2 separate regions of the Homo sapiens genome follow, and region 1 is linked to region 2. Evidence: read pairs that join two places in POLR2A ChIA-PET (ENCODE). Cell type or tissue: HepG2. All regions are shown on one strand. Links, peaks and the distances in the headings refer to the core of each region. The heading gives the core; the rest is flanking DNA. Region 1 overlaps LOC107986781 (a long non-coding RNA gene). Region 2 overlaps PDE1C (phosphodiesterase 1C).

Region 1 (6,744 bases), core at 1,377-5,376, 830 kb after region 2:
AAAACATCAAAACAGGCTTGAGGGGATGAATGCACAATTTCTTGGATATGAATCCAACTGAGTGGTTCCATAGGTGGCCAAATAAAAGTAATAATAAGAGTAGTTCATGTTTTTAAGCATATACCATGTATCAGGCATTATACTGTATGCTTCGTCTGGATTATCTTGTGCTACTGACATAACAACCCAATAATATGGTACACTTTTATCCACATTTCTCCACTAGGCAGTAGTAACACTGAAACATTAAGCAATTTGCCTGCAGAAGCAGAAAATCACTAAAACTCAAGTTGTGATGCACTGACCTCATTTCCTATGCTTGGCTATTACACTTGAATCTCAGGAATGCCACGGCTATCATGCCTCTTGATTTTAACACAGCATTCAACAAAATTTCCTGAAATCTTTATGGTCAAGATCCCAAAATTTAATCTAGATATAAGGAAAAGAAAGTAAATGTGTGATATATTGATGAACGACGGTCAGGTCAATGTTGATTACTGCCATTATTTTCCTTGGATTTTATGAATGGTGGTGTCTAGTTAGGTCCTATATGGCTCTGTCTTAATCAAAACATTACTAATTTGGGATGAGGAGAGAAGAACACTTTAACACACTTACATGTAACATTTATATATTATGGATAATATTGTGAGTATTTATGAATAAGAAAATTAGGATTCAGAGACTTTCAATAGGCCATGCTTTTATTCCATGTTTGTAAACCACCTATAAAATGCCAGGCACTGTGGTAGGCACTAGAAATAGAGAGTTGAGAGGCAGAATGTCTGGACTCAAGGAATTCATAGTCTGGCCAAAAAGACTAATAGTCTACAAAATGTACAAGTTGCTATTGTTGAATTAAGTATAAGACCCAGGTTTTGGATTCAGACAACCAGCTAATCAAGGACAAGATGGGGAGTAATATGACCCAGTGGCCACTGATGTAAGAAAGACTTTGGAGATTGTTTGGCTATAAGCTCCATGATTCAAGAGCAAAATACTGCCATCAGAGGCACTAATATAGTACTGGAAGGTATTAATGACAGTGTAGTCTTCCAAAGAAAGCAGAAGATAAACTAGAGCTGTGAGAAAATTTGATCCTAGCCACAGCATTGGATTTACTTCTGAGTAACAATATCTAGGAGGTGACGAGAGATATCTACAAAGGGGAGAAGATCTAGAAACCAGTGGTAACCAAGATAATGATGACTCTAAAAATCATGCCCCATGAGGAATGGTTAAAGACAACCAAAAAAAAGGAAGAATTAGAGGAGTCTTGGTAGCTGTCTTCAAATATCTCAAGACCTGCCAGGTTAAAGGAAGATTGGACATCAGCCCCTCTCCAAAGGGTAAAATACATATCAATGAGACGAAAATGTGTAGCAAGATCTTCAAATACTACAAACACAGCAAAATCAATGGAGAGAAGACAGAAAAGCCCAAAGACAGTGGTCAGCAATTGAATCAGCTTTCTCCCTGTTTATCTTATACAGGGTGTCTGGACAAAAATAATGGTACCTAAGATGGTTTGTAAGGAGGAGACTGCAGTGAGCACCTTGTCCAGCAATCTGCACCAAAGGGAAGCATTTCATAAGCACCCCTGCACAAGAAGCCAGCTGTAGGATGGAATCTCTGTTCTCTAGGAAGCTGAGATTGGACAATCTGAGTATGAACAATACACACCTAACTGACCACAGGGCAAGAAAGAACATAGCCAAAGTCCCAGGGAAGGTCCTGTTCCTTTAGAATTTAAACTTGAGGACGTTGCTAAACCCTGAGAATTCTTCCCTGGAAATGTCTCTTGGGGCAGACTTTTCCCCTCCAACACTTGCCATGCTAGTCCTTATCACCTCAATCCCAATTCCACTACCTAGTTCCCAAGTGACATTCCTTCTGCTTTAATAGGACATTGAATTTTTGTATGGGGGGTGAGGGGATGGAGGGGGTTGGTCATGAAAGATATTTAAAGAAGATGACTTTGAAAGTCATGCAGGGAAAAAACTGAAGGAGTAATGTTGAGCCCCTCAAGATGAGAAAGTGCATTCCCACCCCTCCCTCTGTGTTCAAGACTTCCCTTGCAATGTTTCTACTCATAATAATAAACAACGGCCACCAACATTCACAGAGTGCTCACTGAATTATTCTCTAGCTTTTTTTCCTGAAATAAAGCCTTGCGATTTATCCCATCTTACAGATGAGTAAACTGAGGCACAGAGAGGTAAAGTAATCTGCCTAGGACCTCACAAATAGGGGTAACTCTTGGTTTCCCTCCTCCCCCATCTGAACACAACCTGCCTCTGAATTCAACCAGCTATGCCAGTTTGCCAACTAAATACCTAACTGTTTCTTATGTCAATTCAAGGCCTTTAAAACCAATAATCCTTCATCATATTTTAAATAATGAGATTATGTATAGTGGAAATAACCCTGAGTTGAGACTTGTTTTCAAGTGACTTCAACAGTGTTTTGGTTGTTTTTCTTCCCTGGGCCTCAGTTTCTTGTGAAATGAAATCTGGTTTCTTGATGGAAAGGGCCTCACAGGTCTCAGGCCGTCTGGCTCCTGGTTGCAGTCAGTTGAATGCAGCACAAGCAAAAATCATAGTTTAATAGAAAATATCACTAAGCCATTTACATTCATCTTTTCTTTTTACCATTACAAAGTCAAGCTAACCCCAGTCATATCACGTTGAAGAAAAATCCCAACCTTTTCTGACTTTGGCAAACCCGTGTTGAGAAAGTAGAGAGAACTTGCGGCAGGGCCGCCCAGCGCGGCGGGGACAGCCGGGGGACGCACCGAGGCCACCGTGCTCGCGCAGCCCCGGGTTCTCACCCAGGCCAAGCCTGGCACTTGGCAACCGCATTATCCTCTCCCTGAGCCTCTCCTTTCGGGTCCAGAGCTGCGCGGATTCGAGACAATCCCTGGATCAGACTGACCTCTAGGGGCAGCGCGGCAATCCGCAGCCAGGCTCCCGCGCACACAAAAGGAGACACCGAAGGCTTCCAGCTGGAGCCGGCCAAGAAAATCTGCGTGGAGTGCTCTCAGATGCAGACACCACAAAGCCAAAACATTAACATTTTGCTTGCTATTTATTCAGCTTCTCTGTCTTTAATTCCCCCTCGCCAAGTAGCCTCCAAATGTGTCTCTTCGAGTATCAAAGTGATCACTTTGGATTAAAGTATTCTTTCTCAAAAGACACCTTAATTAAAATGTGTGTGGTGGGGGAGGAGGTGGGGAGAAACCTCTGTACTTTTCATTTTTCTTATGAGGAAAAGAAATGAAATGAAGTAAATGGTTAAAGGAAGTTGGGGGGGGCGCCTTTTGCAGCATGAGATAGAAAATGTTATTTTAAAGCTATTTCTTTCTCGTAATTGTTTAAATACTTTGAATGGTGATGGCAAGAATATAGCAGCAGTAGCAGGTAACATTTACTGAGTGATTAGTATGTGCTAGGCATTAGTTCTAAGCGCTTTCATTTATTATGCATATTTTATTATGAGGCAACTAAGGCACAGAGAGGCAAAGTGACTTGTCCAAGGTCACACAGTTGGCAGGCTGCAGTGAGGATTCTACTCCAAACGGTCACACTCATAGCCTCCTCTTTTTTCTTTTTTTTTTTTTTTTTTTTTTTTTTTTTTTTTTTTTTGAGATGGAGTCTCGCTCTGTCGCCCAGGCTGGAGTGCAGTGGCGCGATCTCGGCTCACTGCAAGCTCCGCCTCCTGGGTTCACGCCATTCTCCTCCCTCAGCCTCCCGAGTAGCTGGGATTACAGGTGCCCGCCACCAAGCCCGGCTAATTTTTTGTGCATTTTTAGTAGAGACGGGGTTTCACCATGTTAGCCAGGATGGTCTCAATCTCCTGACCTCGTGATCTGCCCGCCTCGGCCTCCCAAAGCGCTGGGATTACAGGAGTGAGCCACCGCGCCCAGCCGCCTCCTCTCTTGACTACTATACTGCAATCTCTTTTAAGCTGCAGCTCTCAAGGCATTTTTCAAAACTGAATTTACACTCTCAACACCTTCACCCATTAATGGAAAAGCTCTGCTAACACCTAGTAACTCAGCACCCCAGTTCACAAGGAAAAGTCAAGGTTTCTCATGGAGGAAAGGGAGTGGTGTTTTCCATAGGGCTGGATCACTGTGATAGGTAAGGACCCAACTCTAAAGATCAATCCCAGTGATTCGGGGCATCACTTACAAGTTCTTTGAGTGAAGTTCTTAAATTATTGGCTTCAGTGTTCTCATCTCTGGAAGGAGAATAGTAAAATACCTTTGTCATAAAGTTCTTGTGAAATGATACGAGATAATGCACGCTAAAGTCTTAGTACAGTGCCTGGCACAGGCTAAGCAATCAAAAAGGTACCTAGTTATTTAGCGTGGTTCTTACTGTTGTTTGTTATTAAAACCTCCCTAGGCAGGTTCAGGGTGATGGAGAAAAAGATGTTTATAAAGTTGATCTCCAAAGAGAAGAAGCAAGAGGAGATATATATATATATATATATATATATATATATATATATATATATGTGAAAGAGAGGGAGATGAGAGTGTATTTCTTAGGGGGATTAGCTCATGCTGGGTTGGGGAAGTGCGCTGAGAAGTCCCACAGTAGGCTGACTGCAAGCTTGAGAACCAGGGAAGCTGGTAGCATCCTCAGTGCAAGTCCAAAGGCCTCAGACTCAGGGAAGTAGGTGGTGTAACTCTCAGGCCAAGGCTAAAGGCCTGAGAACCTGGGGGACAACCAGTCCCAGAATCCAGAAGCTGGAGAACCTGGAGTTCTGATGTCCAAGGGCAGGTAAAGAATGATATTCCAGCTCCAGAAAAAGAGAGAAAGAATTCACCTTTCCTCTGCATTTTTGTTCTAGCTAGGCCCCCAGCCAACTGGATGGGGCCCACCCACATTGGCCAAGGGTGGTTCTTCCTTACTTAGTCCACCAACTTTATCTCTTCCGGAGACACCCACACAGGCACACCCAGAAATAACGTTTTACCAGCTATCTGAGTATCCCTTAATCCAGTCAAGTAGACACCTAAATTTAACCATCACTAAGAGGAAAGGAAGACTCATACCTACAAAGCGCTGATGCCAGGCAAAAACTTATTCTCAAGAAAATATCACTGCAGTAGACCCTGAGGAGGAGTATGCAACCTGTGGTGGGCGAGGTGACTCATGCCCCCCGTACACTGAGAACCATGCCCAGGACTCAATGATTAAAAAATATTTCTTGACATTGCCTATGAATGATTCTCTTCAAAAATTTTAAGCCTGAGCCTGATCAAGCCTGTAGACCTAACTACCAATTTCTGAGTAACACAAAAAACAGAAGAACAAACTAAACCATGCCATGGTATGCAATCAGCAAAAAGCAGACTGTGGGGGAAATCTACAGGACAAAGGATCCAGTTTCTTTAAGAAATAAATTACAAGGAAGAAAAGAGGGAGCGGGAATGTATTTATTAAAATAGACTGAAGAGACATAGCAACCAAATAAAATATGCGGACTTTGAATCCTGATTTGAATACACCAACTACAAAAAATATTTAACAGACATTTATGAGACAATTGGGGAAACTTAAACATTGACTAGATCCTTGATATTCAAAAATGACTTTACTTTTTAGAAGTGGTAATAGTATTGTGATTGTTTTTTAAATGAGTCCTTATCTTTTGGAATTACTTACTGAAGTATTTGTAGATGAAATGGCATAATATCTGGGATCTGGTTCAAAATAATCCATTTAGGGGTGAGGTTAAAACAAGATTGGCTACGTACTGGTTCATTGCAGTAGCTGGGTGATGGGTACATGAACGTTCATTTCACTCTTCTCTGTATTTTTGGCATATATATGAAATTTTCCATGTATTTTTTTGAAAGACTGATCTAACCATGGGTAAGTAAGGAATCAGGTGTAAAGTCCTACATGTCTTCAAGTACAGATGTAGGAATACCTGAGTATACTGTAAGGAAAAGGGAACAATCCAGACCCCCACAGGTGACATAAAGGGAGTTAGTGACACACATGTTTGGGTAGAAATATTAAGGCCTGATTCTGAAGAACCATGTACCAATGGTAAAAAGAGCAGCTGGCAGCCTGTGACAATTACTATATGTAAAGCATATATTTCCTCATTTAAACTCTATAACCACTCTCTAATGTTGGATCAATAATTAATTCCAGGCTCCCCACCACGGCTCATGCCTGTAATCCCAGCACTTTGAGAGGTCAAGGCGGGTGGATCTCCTGAGGTCAGGAGTTTGATTCCAGCCTGGCCAACATGGTGAAACCCTGTCTGAACTAAAAATACAAAAATTAGCCGGGCATGGTGATGGACACCTGTAATCCCAGCTACTCTGGGAGGCTGAGGCAGAAGAATTGCTTGAACTCGGGAGGCAGATGTTGCAGTGAGCTGATATCGCACCACTGCACTCTAGCCTAGGCAATACAGTGAGACTCCGTCTCAAAAAAAAATAATAATTATTATACTTTACAGAAGAAGAAAGAGAGGCTTGCAGAAGTGGTGCAACTTATGCAAGAGCACAGTTAGCAAGCTGCAGAGCCAAGATCCAACCCCAAAGAGTCTGTCTAAACAGCCCACAGTATTAACCACTGCTGGTAGGCAGTGAGGGCCAATGTAAGATCTGGGCTTGGGCTTAGTCAGAGCTGTGCTTCGTGAAGATTTATCTGGCAGTGGCATGTGATATGGCTCGGAAAGGAAAGATACTAAAAGTAGAAAAAACAAAAG
Region 2 (4,000 bases), core at 1-4,000:
ATGATAAACAAGAATGCCATCCTCTAACTCTTCTCTACCTTTCTCTCTTCTCAGAAAGTTATTGTGGAAAGAACATACTCAAAGCTAGGAACATCCACTAAGTGTAATTTGTTTAGAGAGGGGTCAGTGAAGTGGGGTTTGTAGATAAAAGTTTACAAAGCTGTCAGAAGTTCAATGCCCTGGATTTTAGGGAATAAATGTAGAGTCTGCAAGAGTTCATTTCCACACAACAAAATCTTTGGGAAACATCAAGGCATCTGCAACTATGGATGTGGGAAAATCCAGGCAGAAAGGGCTCAGAGATCACAGGAGCTCGGCAGTCTTTAGTGGCCAGCTTCACTGGGGATAGAACCACTATCAGGAGGGGCAAACCAGTTCTATGGATGGCCCCAGTACGGCTGGATCACACTCAAATTAGAAAGGAGACAGACGAGTGACCTGGGGAGCTCTTTCTAAAAGTCACTTATGTAGCTACCTCATATGCTAGCACTGTGGCATTTCTCTCCTGTGTCTTGTTTGTTTCTGTAGCAAAGCATCTGGCAGCAGAGAAATATGGCTGCCCCAACTATGTCACAGGTCAAAAGAGTGTTACCAGACTGAGGGTCTAGAAATTTCTGCAATGCAAAACATGGCTTTGAATTTCATGTTCCTGGCAATCACAATGAAAACAAATACTATATGATCCTCATGTTGTTGGGAAGATTTTGATTTGCTCCCCAGAGTAAAATTTAGATTTGTGTAAAATTTTTTTGACACTGACTGAACTCTTTTGGGCCTTGTTTGAATACAGTTTATCTCATTGTGCAACTTACCAGGATTTGAGGCTCTAGTGTGCTTTTCAGAAAAATGTAACTGCAATTTTACACTAAATGTTTTTACTCCCTAAAAATAAGTATCTGTGTTTTCTTTCTGTTTTGATTGTCAAGTAGCTGTGTTTCTTATGTATGAAATTTGGTTTAAGTGGCCAACTTTGAAAGAACATTATGAAACTTTGGTATTTTTCAGGTCCTTGTGTCGCTTTGTGTGCTTATTATTTCAGAAAAAAATAAATTTAGAATTTATAAAATTAATTTCCCTTAAAAAAATTTTTTTTTCTCACCAAAAAGGAGAAAAAATATGAAGAATTTCTATATGTCTATTTTTGGTCCCTTGACCAACCAGAGTTTTTTAGGGCAGGGGATTTGTTGACTTCTTCATATCCCAGTGCCCAGGAAAGTCCTTGACATATAGCCTTTCCTCAATATTCTTGGAACAAATGCTTATTGAAGGTGCACAAAAGGGTTAGGATGTCCTGAGGCCAAGAATGAAAAACCACTTTCTTCAGTGTTTATCCTGGGGCCCACCAAGCTGACCACTGAAGGTAGAAGAGAGACCACTTGAGAGCCTGAGGGATCCCGGCATGGGCTCTCCATGGCCTGAGTTTCCCATGTTCCATAGGGTCTGCCCTGTTCCTCTTTATTCCCTTCTCTGACACCTCAGCTACCCTCAGAGCTTCATCTCATCTCTGCAGACTCTTAATTCTCAAAGCTACATCCTCCAGCTTGCTCTTTTCCCTGAACTTCAGACCTATATATCCACCCTTAGAAGTTTCATAGACACTTCAATTTAGTAAATCCAAATGGAATGTATTTAAAACTTTTTATTCCAGGTTTGCTGCTCTTGTATGTTCCCTACTTCAGTGAAGGGCACCATCATCCAGTTGCTAATGCCACAAACCCGGGAGTCACCCTTCCCTCCCCTTGTTTCCCTATCCTATATACAGTCAATCACAAAGTTGTGTCCGTTCAACATGTAAAATAGTTCTTGAATCTAGCTGCCTCCCTACACCCACACCATTAATAGCATGGTTCAAACTATCATTTCTTTCCCAGTGGCCTCTTAATTTAGGTATTTGCTTCCATTTGTATTTCCTTCAAGTCATATGTAGCTGTACTGAAGCCAGAATAATCTTTCTAAAACATGAATGTTATCAGGTAATTTTTCAGTTTAATGGTTCTGCATTGTTTTCAAACTAAAGTCTGAGCTCGCTAGCATGGTATGCCTGGCCTTTATAAGGAAACTCACTTGCCTTTCCTCACCACAGTGAACACTGTGTGCACCAACCATATTGTATGTGTTTTAACTTCTCAAACAATATGTGCACCTCCAGTCCCTTGCACATTCCTTCTGCCCAGAACACAATTGATTCCTTCTTTCAGCACATTTTCTCACTAACTCTAATCATGTTTTAGTTCTTTACTTACACATTGCTGCTTCCAGGATGTTTCTCTTACCACGCAGCCTTGTGCTTCCAGGGACCTTGGACTTTGTCATGTTTGCTTTTTTTTTTTTTTTTTTTTTAAAACAACATAATGTGTCTTGTGGTGCCCCTCTACTCAAGGATAAACTTGACTAGGGTTTGATTACCTTTGGGCCCCTTACCTAGCACTATGCCTGGTTTATCATAGGTACTGAATAAGGAGTTAATGTATCAGTCAGGGCATGGGGTGGGGGTGTGAATATAGCAACATGACTGTATCCTCCATGGTACAGTAGGAGATCTTTTCAAGCTGTTGTTCTACTACCACTATAAACTGCTGGCTCTTCAAAGGGCATTCTTAGGAAATAAAGCTCAGAGTTGTCAAGGGATTAGAAAAACATTTTTTAAGCATCTTAATGAGATACAATTCAATACTATAAAAGTCACCCATTTAAAGCATACAGTTCAGTGTTTCATATATTCAGAATTGTGCAACCATTCTCAAAGTTTAAGTTTAAAATATTTTTATCACTCAAAAGAGAAATCCTGTACTTATTAGTACTCATTCCCTATTTTCCCCTCCTACTCTCCCATAACTCTACACAACCACTAATCTACTGTCTGTCTGTGTAGATTCACCTATTCTGGACATTTCATATAAATGGGACAATACAATTTCTGATCTTTTGCGTTTGGCTTCTTTCACTTAGAAAGATTTCAAGATTCATCCATGTTGTAGTACATATCAGTTCTTTACTCCTTTTTACCACCAAATAATATTCCATTCTGTGAGTTTGCCAGACTTTACCCATTTATCAATTGATGGACATTGTGGTTGTTTCCATATTTTGGTTATTATGAATAATGTTGCTGTGAACATTCTTATGTAAGTTTTTGGGTAGACGTATGTTTTTAGTTTTCATTTCTCTTGAGTATATCCTTAAGTGTGAAATTACTGGGTCATGTGGTAACTCTGTTTAACATTTTGAGGTGCTGCCAAGTCATTTTTCAAAGCAGCTGCACCATACATATTACATTCCCATCAATAGTGTATGAGGGTTCCAATTTCTCAGCATAATCACCAACGCTTGTTATTATCTGTTTTTGGATTATTGCCATCCTAGATGATGTGAAGTTGTATCTCATTGTGTTTTTCTTTTTTTTTTAGACAGGGTCTCACTTTGTCACCCAGGGTGGAATCTGGAATGCAGTGGTGGAATCTTGGTTTACTGCAACCTCCACTTCCCGGGCTCAAGCAATCCTCCTACCTCAGCCTCCCAAGTAGCAGGGACCACAGGCATGCACCACCATACCCAGCTAATTTTTCTTATTTTTTGTAGAGACAGGGTTTCACCATGTTGCCCAGGCTGGTTTCAAACTCTTGGACTCAAGCAATCCACCATCCTCAGCCTCCCAAAGTGCTGGGATTACAGGTGTGAGCTACCATGCCTGGTCTCATTGTGGTTTTGATTTGTATTTCCTTCAGGGGTAATGATGTTGAGCATCTTTTCACATGCTTATTAACCATTTGTGTATTTTCCTTGAAGGAATGTCTATTCAGATCCTTTATTCATTTTTTATTTGGGTTGTTTGTCGTTTTAATAATTTTTAGGAGTTCTTTATGTATTCTAGATACTAGTCCCTCATTAAATATAGGGATTGCAAATGTTATCTCCCATTCTGTGTGCTTTTTCTTTTTACTTTCTTGATGGTATCATTTAAAGCACAAAATGTTTTAATTTTGATATAGACCCGTTTATC

Evidence for each region. ChIA-PET counts read pairs that join two places held together with the same protein. Peaks named below come from ENCODE experiments on the same cell type or tissue, not always from the same donor. Only the 100,000 strongest peaks of a DNase experiment are listed, where the experiment ranks them.
Region 1: POLR2A ChIA-PET joins it to region 2 with 5 read pairs; 1 of 35 experiments calls an interaction of 5 or more read pairs at or near these places.

The regions. Positions count from the first base shown.
Region 1 is chr7:31,189,297-31,196,040 of GRCh38, reverse strand. The region is part of intron 2 of LOC107986781 (a long non-coding RNA gene); the gene reads right to left. Among named protein-coding and RNA genes, the nearest start is that of ADCYAP1R1, 140 kb to the right of the region's middle. In HepG2, for the core only: a CTCF peak has its summit at 2,929 (motif pointing left); a DNase peak (open chromatin) is centred at 2,930.
Region 2 is chr7:32,017,491-32,021,490 of GRCh38, reverse strand. All of the region lies in intron 2 of PDE1C (phosphodiesterase 1C), which reads left to right. Among named protein-coding and RNA genes, the nearest start is that of PDE1C, 51 kb to the left of the region's middle. In HepG2, for the core only: no CTCF peak of the experiment used is centred there; a DNase peak (open chromatin) is centred at 2,230.